2 separate regions of the Homo sapiens genome follow, and region 1 is linked to region 2. A link is a loop called in an ENCODE intact Hi-C map of the cell type or tissue named here. Cell type or tissue: heart right ventricle. All regions are shown on one strand. Links, peaks and the distances in the headings refer to the core of each region. The heading gives the core; the rest is flanking DNA. Region 1 holds the start of CYP1A1 (cytochrome P450 family 1 subfamily A member 1). Region 2 overlaps EDC3 (enhancer of mRNA decapping 3).

The links. Peaks named below come from ENCODE experiments on the same cell type or tissue, not always from the same donor. Only the 100,000 strongest peaks of a DNase experiment are listed, where the experiment ranks them.
Region 1: a loop joins it to region 2, with 2.1 times the contacts of the local background. A loop is called at or near these places in 2 of 110 quality-filtered maps.

What each region holds. Positions count from the first base shown.
Region 1 is chr15:74,723,891-74,731,603 of GRCh38, forward strand. It overlaps CYP1A1 (cytochrome P450 family 1 subfamily A member 1), which reads right to left and starts at 1,638. Exons shown (of 7, transcript NM_001319217.2): 1 at 1,551-1,638. RefSeq lists a promoter at 1,346-3,250, a cis regulatory region at 2,101-3,475, enhancers at 2,127-2,150, 2,183-3,382, 2,521-2,543, 2,618-2,632, 2,681-2,704 and 1 more and silencers at 2,195-2,475, 2,195-2,370, 2,215-2,294, 2,366-2,475, 2,475-2,634. In heart right ventricle, for the core only: no CTCF peak of the experiment used is centred there; DNase peaks (open chromatin) are centred at 2,094, 2,711 and 4,121; H3K4me3 peaks cover 1,935 bases; H3K27ac peaks cover 1,879 bases; H3K27me3 peaks cover 714 bases.
Region 2 is chr15:74,660,148-74,667,860 of GRCh38, forward strand. All of the region lies in intron 3 of EDC3 (enhancer of mRNA decapping 3), which reads right to left. Among named protein-coding and RNA genes, the nearest start is that of EDC3, 32 kb to the right of the region's middle. In heart right ventricle, for the core only: no CTCF peak of the experiment used is centred there; a DNase peak (open chromatin) is centred at 4,274; H3K27ac peaks cover 1,304 bases.

The DNA of each region.
Region 1 (7,713 bases), core at 81-5,080, 63 kb after region 2:
TTCCCAGAACCCTCAGTTCTCTGCTGCTCAATCCCAGGATGCAGGAAATCCCACCAGACCCCAGGACAGACTGAGGAAGAGATAGGGGACAGGATGGCCACTTCCCAAACCACATTGCTTTCAGCCCCAGCTCTCTGAGTTCAACTGATCCACAGTTTAAAGGCAGCTGGAGACCAGCTAGATTGAGCTCTTTAGTCAGAGAAATCCAGGCCAGGGTTTTTTTTTGGCTCAATTCTCAATGAATGAACAGTTTGGACCTCCCCCTTTTGCAGGTTACCAGAGAGCAGAGAATAAATGGAAGGTTCCCACTAGGCTGTAAGAAAACCCCAGACTGGAATCAGGGAAATCAGGAATGGATCTAAACTGAAAGGAAACTGAGGCAATACTTTCTCTGTAAGCTTGACCTAAAAAGGGTGTTTAAATTCATAAACCACTCTCTCCAACATATCAGGCATCTCTGCCTGTTACCCTGGACTAGAGGTCAGTAGACCCAACATTCTAGTCAAAGTGATCTTGGACTGCACATTTTACTTTTCTGGGGTCCAATTTCAACATCTGAGAGAGGGTAAGACAAGATCTCTCAGTTCAGAGTACCCAGCTGGATCCAGAGGGAAGAGAAAACCCAGATCTGCTGTGGGGAACCTGACAGTCTTACCAGTTAGGCTCCCCACAGGAGAACCTCACAAGACAGGGAGATGGATGGTTCCTACCACAAGTATTATAGTGGAGGGAGGCTTCCTGGAGGGGCTAAATATCAAAGCACACTAGATCCCTGAGTCAACAGGGGACAGTGCCAGGCTTTGGTGTGCTATGGTGTCCCCTTCTGCACAGTGGGTATCCCAAGGACCTGCAGCCTTTGTAAGATGGTAGGAGGCCAAGGGAGATGTGACTGGTGAGTTTTTAGGGACTGGTATTTCCAGCTCCCTGCAGTTGGCAATCTGTCACCCTGATTGTCTCCCAGCAAAGGACAAAGAAGATGGTCAATGAGATAGGAAAGGCCTGGGACTCCTGCACAGATCTGCCTCTATTGTCCCAGCTGTCTAGGACATCTCAGCACTGACAAGCCACCCTTAGGAGGGTAAAATCTGCCAGGGGTAGCTTCTTAGGCTAGGGCAGGGTACAGCTGGTAAGAACCCAGCCCACCCCCTCCATCCACCCTGTCCACCCAAGGAGAAGCCCCTGTCATCAGAAAGCCTGAGGGAGGGGCTGCACATATTCCAGCCTGCCAGGTGGCCTTGATGGGGAAGCCCCAGGGTAGGCAGGGAGACACTCACTAGGGGATGGAGCTGGAGCCTGGGTCCTGAAGTCCTGAATGAGATGCCATCTGTATCTAGAGGTCTGGTACCAGCTGTGGGACCATGGGCAAGTCCTCCTCTTCCCCTGGCCTCAGTTTCCCCACTAGGGGGCTAGACTGCCTGGTCACTAAAAACACTCTGAGCCTCCCTTTTTGGAGGTGCTAGACAGGTAGCTACCTAAGAAGTCCTGGAGGCACCAAAATGTTCCTTTTATTGGGAGAGAAAGGGCAAGCCAGAAGTCCCCCAGCAACTCACCTGAGGTACTGAGCTGAGCTGGGAAGGGTGGACTCTTGGAGCCTGGGATCACAAGGATCAGGGAAGGTTCCAAGGAACTGTCACCTTCAGGGTGAGGGTGAAGGCACTGCCACCTTTATAGGCGGGCTTGTACGTGTGGCCACGCCTCCTTCCCTGGAGCGAGCTGAGATGGAGGGAGAAGCAGCCTGAACCGGGCTGGTCTCTCTGGGATTGGAGAGAAAGGTGGCGGAGGGCGGCGGGGGTGGGGGGTCGGGTGGGCAAGAACCCACTATGGGACACATCTCGGTGCCTGTACATAGAGGGGTGAGGGCTGGGAACACCTGGAAGTCCCAATTCCAAGGCGTCCCAAGGGCAGTGCAGAACCCAGCCGAGGAGGGGGCTTGAGGGAGAAGTCCCAGGACAGCCCGAAGAGAGGGTACGGGAAGCTCCATCCTGGGGCGCGGGGACTCCTCTTCGTCATTTTTGCACCCACTGGAACGCTGGGCGTGCAGATGCCTCCCCAGCGCTACAGCCTACCAGGACTCGGCAGGCGGGGGCGGGGCTGCCCCGTGGTGACCTCCTTCCCGGGGTTACTGAGTCCCGGCTCGCGTGAGAAGCGCTGCGACCCCAGCCCTGAGGTCACGGGGGCCGGAAGGCCAGAGGCGCCGCGGGGCTGGACCTGTCCCCCAGAGCCCGGGCGACTAGCTGAGGTTCGCGCCTCTTGATTGAAGGATCGGAATGGATGGCGAAGGGGCAGGCTCGCTGAGCGCTCACTAGCGGCTCCTCGCAGCCTCTAGGATCGCCTTAGTGCTGATTGCAACGCGCGGTCCCTCCAGCCAGGACCCACCGGCCCTTGAGGGTCCCTCTTGGCTCCCGGGGTGGCTAGTGCTTTGATTGGCAGAGCACAGAAATCCGGCGGCGGGGGGCCACGGAAAGACTCGGGCCCAGGGACCACGGAGGGGGCACCTGGCGCGGAGCCCCCACCCTACCCCCGGCTAGCTTGCGTGCGCCGGCGACATCCCTCTAGGGGGCAGAGGTCAGGCGGCCCGTCCCCGCCCCACCTGGCCCGGAGGCGCGGTGCCCAGGCGTTGCGTGAGAAGGACCGGAGGCCCGCGCAGCCACCCAGCCGACCCATTCCCCGGCCCGGCGCGGGGGCTCGCAGTCACGCGAGGGGGGAGGGAGTCGGGGCGGGGCTCTTAAAGGGCCAGCCTCGCGCGCGGCGTGGGGTTGGGGTGGAGGGAGAGGAACTGTCGAAGGGTGGCGGGTGCGCGATTGAATAAGGGGATGCGGTGCAAAGGGTCTAGGTCTGCGTGTGGCTTCTGCCTGCGAGGAGAGGCAGCCTGCATGTGTCCGCATTTTCGGTCCACGCCTGTGGCACGACACGAAGCCCCAGTGCCATTTGGCATGGCCTAGCTGCCTGCCTCCGACGCTGTCCCGCCCTCCGGAACCTTCCTGTTACAGGGTTTCCAGGAAAAAAAAAGTTGTATTTGCGTGCCTAGCTCAACCTGGCCCCAGCTAACATCGTTACGCGCCATCCCCGACGTGCTCCCCAACCCGGTGGCACCACCATCCGTCGCTGGTCCAGGCCAGAAAATAATCCCCTCACCTCCCATTCCGGTCATATGCGGCCTCGTGCATTGCACAAATATTTACCAAGCAACTACTATGTGCCAGGAGCTGTTCGGAGGCGCTGGCGATTGACAGAGAAGGGAACACAGCTGACAGCACTCCTAATCTCGTGGAGTTTACATTCTGATGGAAGGAGACAAGTAATATGCCCCAAATCTAGAGAATGTGAGAGGGTAAAAAGTGCGGTTGAAAAAAATTAAACAGAAAAGGCGTACGGATTATGTGAGGGCAGATTGCAATTCAAAACAAGGGGGTCAGGGAAGGCCTTGCGGAGAGAGGCAGGAGTGTGGAGTCAAGAATCAATGTGCATAGATATCTGGATAAAAAGTGTACCTGGGCAGGTGCGGTGGCTCACGCCTGTAATCCCAGGACTTTGGAAGGCCGAGTCGGGAGGATCGCCTGAGGTCAGGAGTTCAAGACCAGCCTGGCCAATATGGCAAAACCCCATCTCTATCAAAAATACAAAAATTAGCCGGGCATGGTGTTGCTCACCTGTAATCCCAGATACTGGGGCGGTGAGGGGGGTTTGGGGGGAGTGGAGTCAGGCAGGAGAATTGCTTGAACCTGGGAGGCAGATGTTGCAGTGAGCTGAGATCACGCCACTGCACTCCAGCCTGGGTGACAGAGCGAGACTCCATCTCAAATAAAAGACTGCAACTGGCAGAGGGAATAAGCAAAATCAAAGCCTCCCGCCACCCCCCACCACAGTGGTTCTTGAAGGACCGAGCAGTACCAGGGATGTGCAGAGGTCATGTGACTGGGGAGTTCTCCTGGCATGTAGTCCAGGGGGATGGGATGCCCATGAGGCACAGCGCCCTGCCGCATGTGCAGGGAGCACCCCATTGAGAGACATGAGACTTCCTCTGTGCGAGATAGAGACATGGCTGGGGTGTAAGAGAAGCAAGGTCACTCGGGCTACTGTGCTAAGAATAGGAGGCACATTTCTCTGCTTGGCATCTGCTTTGGCATCTGTCCAGCTCCACTGCCACAACTCATCCAGGGCCCATCATTGCTCCCTGGAGCACTTAGCCTCCACCTAGGTTCCCATTTGCCTTTTGCTCCGTCCAATTACTTCTCCATCCTGTGGCACCCAGAGTGGTCCTGTCAAAAATGCAAAATCTCATTCCATCACCACCTTGCTTAAATTTCTTTGGTAGCTCCCACCACTCTGAAGGCAGGAATAAGAATCTTTAGCAGCTCTCCCTCTCCCTCTCCCTCTCCCTCTCCCTCCCTCTCCCTGTCCCCTCTTTCCACGGTCTCCCTCTGATGCCGAGCCAAAGCTGGACTGTACTGCTGCCATCTCGGCTCACTGCAACCTCCCTGCCTGATTCTCCTGCCTCAGCCTGCCGAGTGCCTGCGATTGCAGGCGCGCGCCGCCACGCCTGACTGGTTTTCGTATTTTTTTGGTGGAGACGGGGTTTCGCTGTGTTGGCCGGGCTGGTCTCCAGCTCCTAACAGGGAGTGATCCGCCAGCCTCGGCCTCCCGAGGTGCCGGGATTGCAGACGGATTCTGGTTCACTCAGTGCTCAATGGTGCCCAGGCTGGAGCGCAGTGGCGTGATCTCGGCTCGCTACAACCTCCACCTCCCACCCGCCTGCCTTGGCCTCCCAAAGTGCCGAGATTGCAGCCTCTGCCCGGCCGCCACCCCGTCTGGGAAGTGAGGAGCGTCTCTGCCTGGCCGCCCATCGTCTGGGACGTGAGGAGCCCCTCTGCCTGGCTGCCCAGTCTGGAAAGTGAGGAGCGTCTCTGCCCCACCGCCATCCCATCTAGGAAGTGAGGAGCGTCTCTGCCCGGCAGCCCATCGTCTGAGATGTGGGGAGCGCCTTTGCCCTGCTGCCCCGTCTGGGATGTGAGGAGCGCCTCTACCCAGCCGCGACCCCGTCTGGGAGGTGAGGAGCGTCTCTGCCCGGCCGCCCCGTCTGAGAATCAAGGAGACCCTCCGCCTGGCAACCGCCCCGTCTGAGAAGTGAGGAGCCCCTCCGCCCGGCAGCCACCCCGTCTGGGAAGTGAGGAGCGTCTCCGCCCGGCAGCCACCCCGTCCGGGAGGGAGGTGGGGGTCAGCCCCCGCCAGGCCAGCCGCCCCGTCCGGGAGGGAGGTGGGGGGGTCAGCCCCCCGCCCGGCCAGCCGCCCTGTCCGGGAGGGAGGTGGGGGGGTCAGCCCCCCGCCCGGCCAGCCGCCTCGTCCGGGAGGTGAGGGGCGCCTCTGCCCGGCCGCCCCTACTGGGAAGTGAGGAGCCCCTCTGCCCGGCCACCACCCCATCTGGGAGGTGTACCCAACAGCTCATTGAGAACGGGCCATGATGACAATGGCGGTTTTGTGGAATAGAAAGAGGGGAAAAGCGGGGAAAAGATTGAGAAATCGGATGGTTGCCGTGTCTGTGTAGAAAGAGGTAGACATGGGAGACTCTTCATTTTGTTCTGTACTAAGAAAAATTCTTCTGCCTTGTGATCCTGTTGATCTGTGACCTTACCCCCAACCCTGTGCCCTCTGAAACATGTGCTGTGTCCACTCAGGGTTAAAGGGATTAAGGGCAGTGCAAGTTGTGCTTTGTTAAACAGATGCTTGAAGGCAGCATGCTCGTTAAGAGTCATCACCACTCCCTAATCTCAAGTACCCAGGGACACAAACACTGCGGAAGGCCGCAGGGTCCTCTGCCTAGGAAAACCAGAGACCTTTTTTCACTTGTTTATCTGCTGACCTTCCCTCCACTATTGTCCTATGACCCTGCCAAATACCCCTCTGCGAGAAACACCCAAGAATGATCAATAAAAAAAAAAAAAAAAATAAGGACATGCTTGAAGCCTCCTCAAACCACGAGCAATAAATCCATCCTGCACTCTTGAAAAAAAAAAAAAAAGTATCTTTAGCAGAACCTACCAGGCCTGCCTGCCTCTAGTTCTAGTGTCCCCTACCTTGAGTCTCAGATAAAACATCACTTCCTCTGGGATGCCTTCCTGGATTCTCCCCCCAGAAAATTATGTTTCTCCTGGTCGCTGTTTCCAGCACTTCTCCACGGTAATTCTTAGGACACTGGATACTTGCTATAGCCCCGACCCAACCTGCCACTTCTTTCCGTATGCTCTAACAAGGAAAACCAACCTGCAGGAAATTGATCTGATAAGCCAAGTCCAGGCAAGATATTAATAACTGGTAAAGGAATTAGACACAGCTATACTATACACAGGCCAAATGGCAAGAGAGATGTTGAATCCAAAGTGCTCATGCTATAATGGTGGAATTTAGGCAACAGAACAGGCAGGAGACAAGGGAGGTATTGCTGGGCTTTCTCAGCACCCTTCCAATTATTCTACTCTCTGCATCTTTGATTCAGTCTGAGGAGCTTCATGGTACCCAAGAGAGGTCTGTCCTTCAATCCTAGTTGGAGCTAGAGCCACAGAGAACGAGCCTGTGTGGAAGCCATGGCAAGGAAGTGGAAAGCAAGGCACTCCTAGATCCTCCAACATGCTCTGCAGCACAACCTCTTCTTCAGCTTCCCAGGGTCCCCACCAATGCCCCAGCGCTGGAGAATCATGGCAGCCTGGTCACCAGGGCTGGAAGACCAACTAGTGCTAGGGCTCCCAACCAGGGACCCTTCTCTTGATAGAAAGTGCGTTGCTTTGCTTGCATTATCTAAGAGGCTCTTGACTCCTCAAAAACTCATTAGCTAATAAAACCAATTCGTCTCTCACTTCTTAGGTGGAGAGATGGGTGCCAGAAAAGAAAAGGCCCAAGTACGCATGGCAAATCAAAGCAGAGCCTAGAACTCCAGCTTCTTGCTTCTAGGCCAGGGCCCGTCTCACCATAACTTATCATCCCAGACTATGAGTGAAGCCCCAGGGGGCCAAAGGTAGACAGACTCAGCCCCTGGGCCAGGGCCCCTCACCTCTCCACACCCCTGGACTGGTGCACTGGGGTTACAAGAGATGTTGCACTTCTCATCACCAAGCCGTATCTTGGCTAACAGTTCACAATAACAGGAAGGGGGCCCACACTGAGCACTGGGCAGAGAAGGAGGGAGTCAGGCAGGAGGTTAGAGGACCTTGGCCTGGAGCTGAACACTCATTCCTGGGTCAAAGTTTGCATGCCTTTGCGTGAGAAGCTCTTTGGCTAGGATTCCCTAGTGATCAATACCAGGAGCAGGGGCAGAAGTGCTGGGGAGGGGAAAGGGCTCTGGGCTGGAGAGATCGAGACAGCTGAGAGGCCTTAGCCCAGCAAAATCATCAGCCTAGGGCTTTCAGTGAGCCCTGCTGAAGGCTGTGGGCAAAGGGGACTGGAAGACAAGCAAGATCCACAGCAAACCCCTGCCCCATGGTAGAGATGGGAGTCATACCCTAGACAAGTCCTGTGATGAGTCTGGAGATGCTGCAGGAGCTGTGAGGAGGCTGGGGCAGGAGGGGTGTTAAAGGGATGCTCCCCGGAGAGTGGAGAACTAGAGAAGGCCCCTGGAGTCTAAGGAGCATAGGAAGGGCATTCCTAGCATGGGGAAGAGACACAATGTGAACAACAGATAGTAGTGGGAGGTCGGGGTGAGGCAGTTTGGGTGGATGTGGAGAA
Region 2 (7,713 bases), core at 1,217-6,216:
GTGAGCCACAGTCCACACCACTTGCACTCCGGCCTGAGCAATATATATATGTATATGACCAGCCTGACCAACATGGCAAAACCCCGTCTCTACTAAAAATACAAAAACTAGCCAGGCATGGTGGTGTGCACCTGTAATCCCAGCTACTTGGGAGGCTGAGGTAGGAGAATCGCTGGAACCCAGGAGGTGGAGGTTGCAGTGAGCTGAGATCAAGATTGCGCCACTGCACTCCAGCCTTGGGGACAGAGTGAGACTCCGTCTCCAAAAATATATATATATATATATATGTGTGTGTGTGTGTGTGTATATGAAAATATATGCATATATAATGATATTTATATATATGAAAATATATACATATATTTTACATATGTGGGTGAAAAAGCAGAGCTGGATCAGGAAGACAGAATGGGTATGAAAATACAAGGTCAGGATAACACCATTAGCAATATACACAGACAAGGGAAGAACAAAAGAATAAGGATTATCAACGTACTGCCTCAATATTAAATCAAAACATCCTATTAGAAATAGGTCTCTTGCCCAGTGGTCACTCTTCAGTGGGTATGTGTTTCCCCAGGGGTGGACAGAACGATTCACCAGGATGTAGGAAGAAGATACGGAATATTCTATTTATTTTTATTTTAACTAAAAACAGTAGAAATTAAACTTTATGAATTTTAATGTATTGATGAAAACCAGGACCCTTATGAAGTTCCATGCCAGCCAATTGCTGCCCATATTTGAGATATCTGAGGAAAATGTGACATTCCATAACAAGAAGTCTATCCATGCAAGTGGTTATACATCAATTTTTTAAAATTGCAGTAAAATATACATTACATAAAATTTACCATTTTAACCATTTTTAAGTGTACAGTTCAGTGGCATTAAGTGCATTCACACTATACAACCATGCCAATTTTTAACTAAAGCATACGAAAATGAGTATGTGGCTTAAAAAGATACTTGTAAAGAAACTATATGTTAAATAACGATAATACTAATGTAATCATAAGTAAACAAGAAAATGGCAGAACACTTTCCCTATTCCTCTTACAGGCCTTCTTTAGCTAGAATGAGGTTGTCAAAAATTAATTAAATCTATGAAGATGGTCTCCCAAATTATAAAGTATCAAGAAGGTCATTCCAAACATGAATCCACATTAACTATTATGAATTAACTTCACCCTAAGTATATACTCTACATCAAAACTCTGCAAACTATAGCTCATGGGCCAAATCCAACCCACTGCCTGTTTCTGTAAATAAAGTTTTATTGGCGCACAGTCATGGTCTAGGCAAAGTGAAAAGAACACAGAGGATAATGTCTAGAAAATGTACACACGGCCAGGGGTGGTGACTCACACCTGTAATCCCAATACTTTGGGAGGCCGAGGTGGGCAGATTACCTGAGGTCAGAAGTTCGAGACCAGCACTGGGCGTGGTGGAATACACCTGTAATCCCAGCTACTCAGGAGGCTGAGGCACGAGAATCGCTTGAACCCGGGAGGTGGAGCTTGCAGTGAGCCAAGATCGCGCCACTGCACTCCAGCCTGGGCGACAGGGCGAGACTCTGTCTCAAAAAAAAAAAAAGAAAAAGAAAAAGAAAAAGAAAAAATGTACACACAATGCAAAAATGAAAAACAATTCAGTACAGCACAATGGTCAAATAAATAATTCAAAGGTAATAGGAAAGGAGTATTCCTTTTTAAAAATAATGTTTGTTAACAGATGTTCATACCAAATATGCAGAAAATTCTAAATATTCACATAATATTTTGATTTTCTTTTAGTAAAAAATTTGCATCCATCTTATAAAGTTTTGTATCCTGCTTTCTCGCTTAGGAGCATCCTCGAGTTTCATGAAAAAATTCTTCAAATACTGTATCTTACTTTTTATGGCCACATAAATCATAGATCATACCATATTGATATACAGCACATGGATCATACCTACTGATTAACTTTTAAGTTATTTCTCATTTTTGCTATTACAGACTCGGCCCAAACACACTATCTTTGACTACCCTTGCTAAAAAAATCACTCCCATCTGACCACTTACAACAGTGTGCGTTACCACTGACCTAGCACTTATGCTACATTACCTACTTTGTTCTGTAGTTAATCTGTGTTCTTGCTCTAACTTCCCAAGGAGTTTATAAGCCAACAGAGGGCAGGAATGATGTCATTCATACCTGTCACCCAACACTATGCCCAGTTCAGCGTAAGTACACAAAACTCTGCTGAATTAAGAAATAAAAACAGCAATATATATATATATATATTTTTTTTTTAAAAAGCAAACACTAGCCAATCAAAAGTTAGAAGTCTAAAAAGAGGTTATAAAAAAAGGGCAACTTGAGATTAACTACAAGAAAAAGCAATAAAAATCATGCCAACTTTGTTACATGACTGAAAAGGCCAGGAAGATAAAGTTGTTGACAATAATATAATATAAAAGAGTTACGAAGCAAGGGCTTCAGTGGAAAAACTTCAGTCATGTCCAATATGAACTGAAAATGAACTATCCTGGAACTATTACAATGACTGATGAAAATAAGCAGTTGATCAGTGAAGGAGAAGACAGGGTTAAGGAAGCAAAATGGGAAATCACTCCCATTCAGATAAAACCCAAAGCTCCTGAAACCAGGTGACCAAGAATAAAGCTCAGAGGAAACAGGATACAGACACTGCTAAAGAGGAACAGGTAGAGGCACAAAAACAGTTATAGGAGAAAACAGGAAAGAATCTAGAATCCAAAGACCCAAATACTCTGAAGGCAGGTCAGACTTGCCAAATGACACTGGTAGAAGGCCAGTTATCCTGGAACTAAAGTTTGAAAAGCATGAGCTGGCCTGGCGCAGTGGCTCAACACCTGTAATCCCAGCACTGTGGGAGGCCAAGGCGGGTGGATCACCTGAGCTCAGGAGTTCGAGACCAACCTGGCCAACATGGTGAAACCCTGTCTCTGCTAAAAATACAAAAATTAGCCAGGTGTGGTGGCAGGCACCTGTAATCCCAGCTACTCCAGAGGCTGAGGCAGGAGAATTCGCTTGAAGCCAGGAGGTGGAGGTTGCAGTGAGCCGAGATGGCGCCACTGCACTCCAGCCTGGGTGACAGAGCAAGACTCCGTCTCAAAAAATAAATAAATAAATAAAAAATAAAATGTAAAGAAAAAGAAAAAGAAAAGCATAAGTTGCTTCTCTAACCACTAGCCCAGTATTTGTTAGCCCTAAGCAGTGCGCTAACCACTGAACACCAATATGAATGTTCAAAAGCACAAGCTGAGCATCCCTAATCCAAACATCCAAAATCCAAAAATTTCTGAGCGCCAACGTGATGTTCAAAGAAAATGCTGATTGGAGCATTTTGGATTTCTGGATTAGGGATGCTCAACTGGTATGTATTCCAGAAATACTCCAAAATCCTTTTTAAAAAATCCAAAATCTGAAACACTTCTGGTCCCAAGCGTTTTGCGTTAAGAGATACGCAACTTTTATTTGGGAGGAGAGAGTGCAGCATAGAAAGAAAACTTTTGTTCAGTTTCAAAAAAAAAAAAAAAAAAGCTAATAAATAGTACCCACTTCATATCATGCCACATGATGAGGAGCTATTGAAATGCAAAGTAGAAAAGTAAAGAAAACAAACATGACTAGCTGTAAAGTTCGTTCACAGCATGTTGACAAAGTGCCCCACTATAAAGACTAACAGGGTCCACAGTGGGAGACGCCTTAATTCTGCCTTAATGATGCTGGGCACTGGTCATCATTTTCTGGCTCAACTGTAGGACTCTACAAACATAACTTACAACAAAACCCAGAGATGTTGTATGAAGAAGGTTTCAGGTGTTTTCCTGTACTCCTCTAAATGCAGAGTTGATTCATTCATTTGAGACATAGACACTAAGGACTAGCTATGTTCTAAACACTGTCAGGAAAGCAGAGTGTGAAAAATATTTCCCAAGAGGAAATACTGACATCACAGGTCAGTAAGAGAAAGATAAGAGAACATAAAATAAATGCAAGGCAGGCTAATGTGCTCAGTTGTCTCTTATTCTTCCCTTTCCTCATACTTTAATACAAATATTAGGAAGTCCTGAGTGAACAAGCTGTCTCAGTACTTGGCTTACTCATCCCAAAGGGCCTGGCTCTGCATTAAACTGGCCTTTGGCCACTGCGAGAGAAAAGCACTTCCCTTGGAAAAGACAAACAGTCTTCCCAGATTTCTTTACCTTTCAATTACAAGGGCCATGCAAGTACTGCAGGCTGGCTGCCTTCCTGTGCCGTTTTTCTGCCACCCTTTGGCACAGAGGCCCTTTGGCCAGGACAACTTGTAACAAACCCATTGTTGTGTAACCCTCAGTGCCACTTATTTATTGGTTTTTGTCACACACACACTGTAAGTGGGAACTTTGTCCTGCACTTATCACACTAAAGGGTACCTGAATGTTAAACTACAAATGTTTTACTGCCAGATTAAACAGGCATCATGAGAAGGTGCCTGAGAATATATGGGACCTTCTTCTCAACTCTCAAATTCTAGGCCCTGGGTTTTCAAGCCTATTAGATATATGAAGCACATCCAAGGAAGTTTAAAAGTCAAGAAAACCTCAGTAGAACCATGAAAACCTGGCAAAATTCACTTCCTGCCTCAGGTGGTGGGATGACTGTTAAAATGAACAGACCGTTAAAGCCCAACCATACTGCAACAAGATAATATCGACCATCTTTCCATTTAAAAGGTTCAATTCCATCCCTCATTTCTCTCCACCTCCAGTAACAAAGAGAAAAAGGGAAATCAGCACTAAACAGAGGCACTGTCATGCCTATAGGACCACCTCTCTCTAAATATAAATGAGTTAAAGGCCAGCTATCTACTTTGTTTGTTTTGAGATGCAGTTTCACTCTTGTTGCCCAAGCTGGAGTGCAATGGCACGATCTCGGCTCACTGCAGCCTCCACCTCCCGGGTTCAAGCAATTCTCCCTGCCTCAGCCTCCCAAGTAGTTGGGATTACAGGCATGCACCACCAGGCCCAGCTAATTTTTTGTATTTTTAGTAGAGACAGGGTTTCGTCATGTTGGCCAGTCTGGTCTCGAACTCCTGGCCTCAGGTGATCTGCCCACCTCAGTCTCCCAAAGTGCTGGGATTAGAGACATCAGCCATCATGCCCAGCCTCAGCTATCTACTTTCATGTTCTACAGGCAAAAGAGCCTTAACTTAACTGTTAAATTTTTATTCAACTGCATGTTACAATGACTATTCAAGCTCATAGACTAAGATTTCAGAGAGGGATGCCTTTCATCTGCCCCTCATGGTCACCATTTTCAGCTGTGACATGGGATTTGATAAATATGAATTATACCCATACACAGAGCTGCACCCTAAACAAGGCTTGGTTTCCCTCTGCTCCCTGGGACTGATGTTATGTCTATTTGACAAACATTCTGAATGGTCACAGAAAAACTATTCTTTACATGATTCTTTAAACCCACTCCCACCCGAAAAGAGATTAAAATCTGCTTGTGCTAAATCATCAGTGTTGGATTAGCTAACTATTATAAACCAACAAATTCCTCAACTCCTTATTGCAATCCTGAAAGAACACTTAAAAGCCAGAACTGAAGACAGATTATATTTCTTTCTTTCCTTTTTTTTTTTTTTTTTGAGACAGAGTTTTGCTTTGTTGCCCAGGCTGGAGGGCAGTGGCACAATCTCAGCTCACTGCAACCTCCGACTCCCAGGTTCAGGCAATTCTTGTGCCTCAGTCTCCTGAGTAGCTGGCATTACAGGCACCCACCACCACACCCAGCTGATTTTTTGTATTTGTGTACAGACGGGGTTTCACCATGTTGCCTAGGCTGGTCTCAAACTCCTGAGCTCAGGCAACCTGCCCGTCCCAGCCTCCGAAAGTGTTAAGATTACAGGCATAAGCCACCACACCCGGCCGACAGATTATATTTCTATAGCTTCATCAATCTACTAGTCTCAATATCAATGTACATAAACTGGAGAAAATTCTAAGGCAGACCTTTTTACTTACAGGGCTCAATGAGTGGAAAAATAATTATAACTCTACCTTCTATCAGAAACCTATTCTGAGCCACGTCTTATTGCCATTCCCAGGCCACAAACATTTTCCAAACTAATCTGGATTCTACATAAGTTTCTTGAAAAATAGTAACATTTTACTGCCCTATGATCTCTTTACCTCATTTATGTACAGTTAACAATCTAGAAAAAGGAAACTGACAAAACAGCAAAAGCAGAATAACCAAAACCTGGAAGCCACCAAGATGTCCTGCAATAGGTGAATGGGTAAACAAATTGATATATCCACACAATGGAACATTATCCGTCAATTAAAGAAATGACCTATCAAGTCACAAAACGACATGAATGAATCTTAAATGCATCTTGCTAAGTGAAAGAAGCCAGTCTGAAAAGGGCTACATACTGTATGATTTTAATTATGTGATATTCTGGAAAAATGCAAAACTGCAGGGATGGTATAATAAAAAGATCAGTAGTTGCCAGGGGGAAGTGGGGGAAGTTGAACAGGTAAGGCACAAGAGATTGTTTAGGACAATGAAACTATTCTGTTTAATACTGTAATGACAGATACATGATGCTATGTATTTGTCAAAACCCACAGAATTTTACAGCACAAAGAGTGAGCCTTAGTGTTTGCAAATTTTTAAAAATCATTTAGGAGGTTAGAAGATCCCAGGATGGAATGCAGAATGTGATAAAACAAATTAATTGTATTATGAATATATGAAACAAGTCAATGAAGGAAATGGGAGACCTAAATAACTCTAGAAATGAATGGAGTCAGATGAAAGGCAAAAGAAACAGTACGTAAGCACCACATTCTGTTTGATAGTCTCCCACAGGAATGGCGATACAAGTTAATAATTCTGATACCACTATACATGTATACTGGAATTGAATAATTATGTAAAGAATGAATGACAATAGGAGACAGGTTTCTCACTGTTGGAGTGAGAAGTAACAGACAAGCAAAAGGAGAAGGCTAGAAGGATCCATGTGGTAATGGATTAAAGTTGGAGACATCAGTATGAACTCATACTTAGTATAGTACAATATACATAGTTACATATAGAAATATTTAAATATGTATATATATGCTGGTTAAATATACACACATATATTTTCTTTTCTGTGAACTCTGCAGAGAAGTATACACATTTTCTTGCTGTCAGCTATAAGGGTGACACCCAGGAGCAATGAGCATCCCTAGTGAAGAAGAAAGAAAGGAGAAGGGGGGAGGAGGGAGGGGGAGAGGGAGGGGGTGGAGGGAGGAGGAGGGAGGAGGAGGAGGAGGAGAAGCAGCAGCAGCAGCAGTAGTAGTAGTAGTAGTGGTAGTAGTAAGCATCTTTCAGTGTGAGAAAGTACCTAAGTACTAAAAAAAAAAAAAAATAAAATCCACAATGATTGGAGTATGTCAAAGGGACATGAGATCCAAGTGAAAGATTGGAGACTAGCCAAAACTGAAATAATTTGAGTACCAAAATAAAGTAATATTGAATTATAAGCCAAAGTATAAAATAAATACCCATGAGTACATGCTGATATAAATAAATGACTGAATAAATAAACAAATGGGGGAGAAGAGAGGAATCTCTGGCATAAAAGAATTCCAAGTAATGTCTGAAGATGCTGTGTCCTCAAGGAGAGGGGACATAACT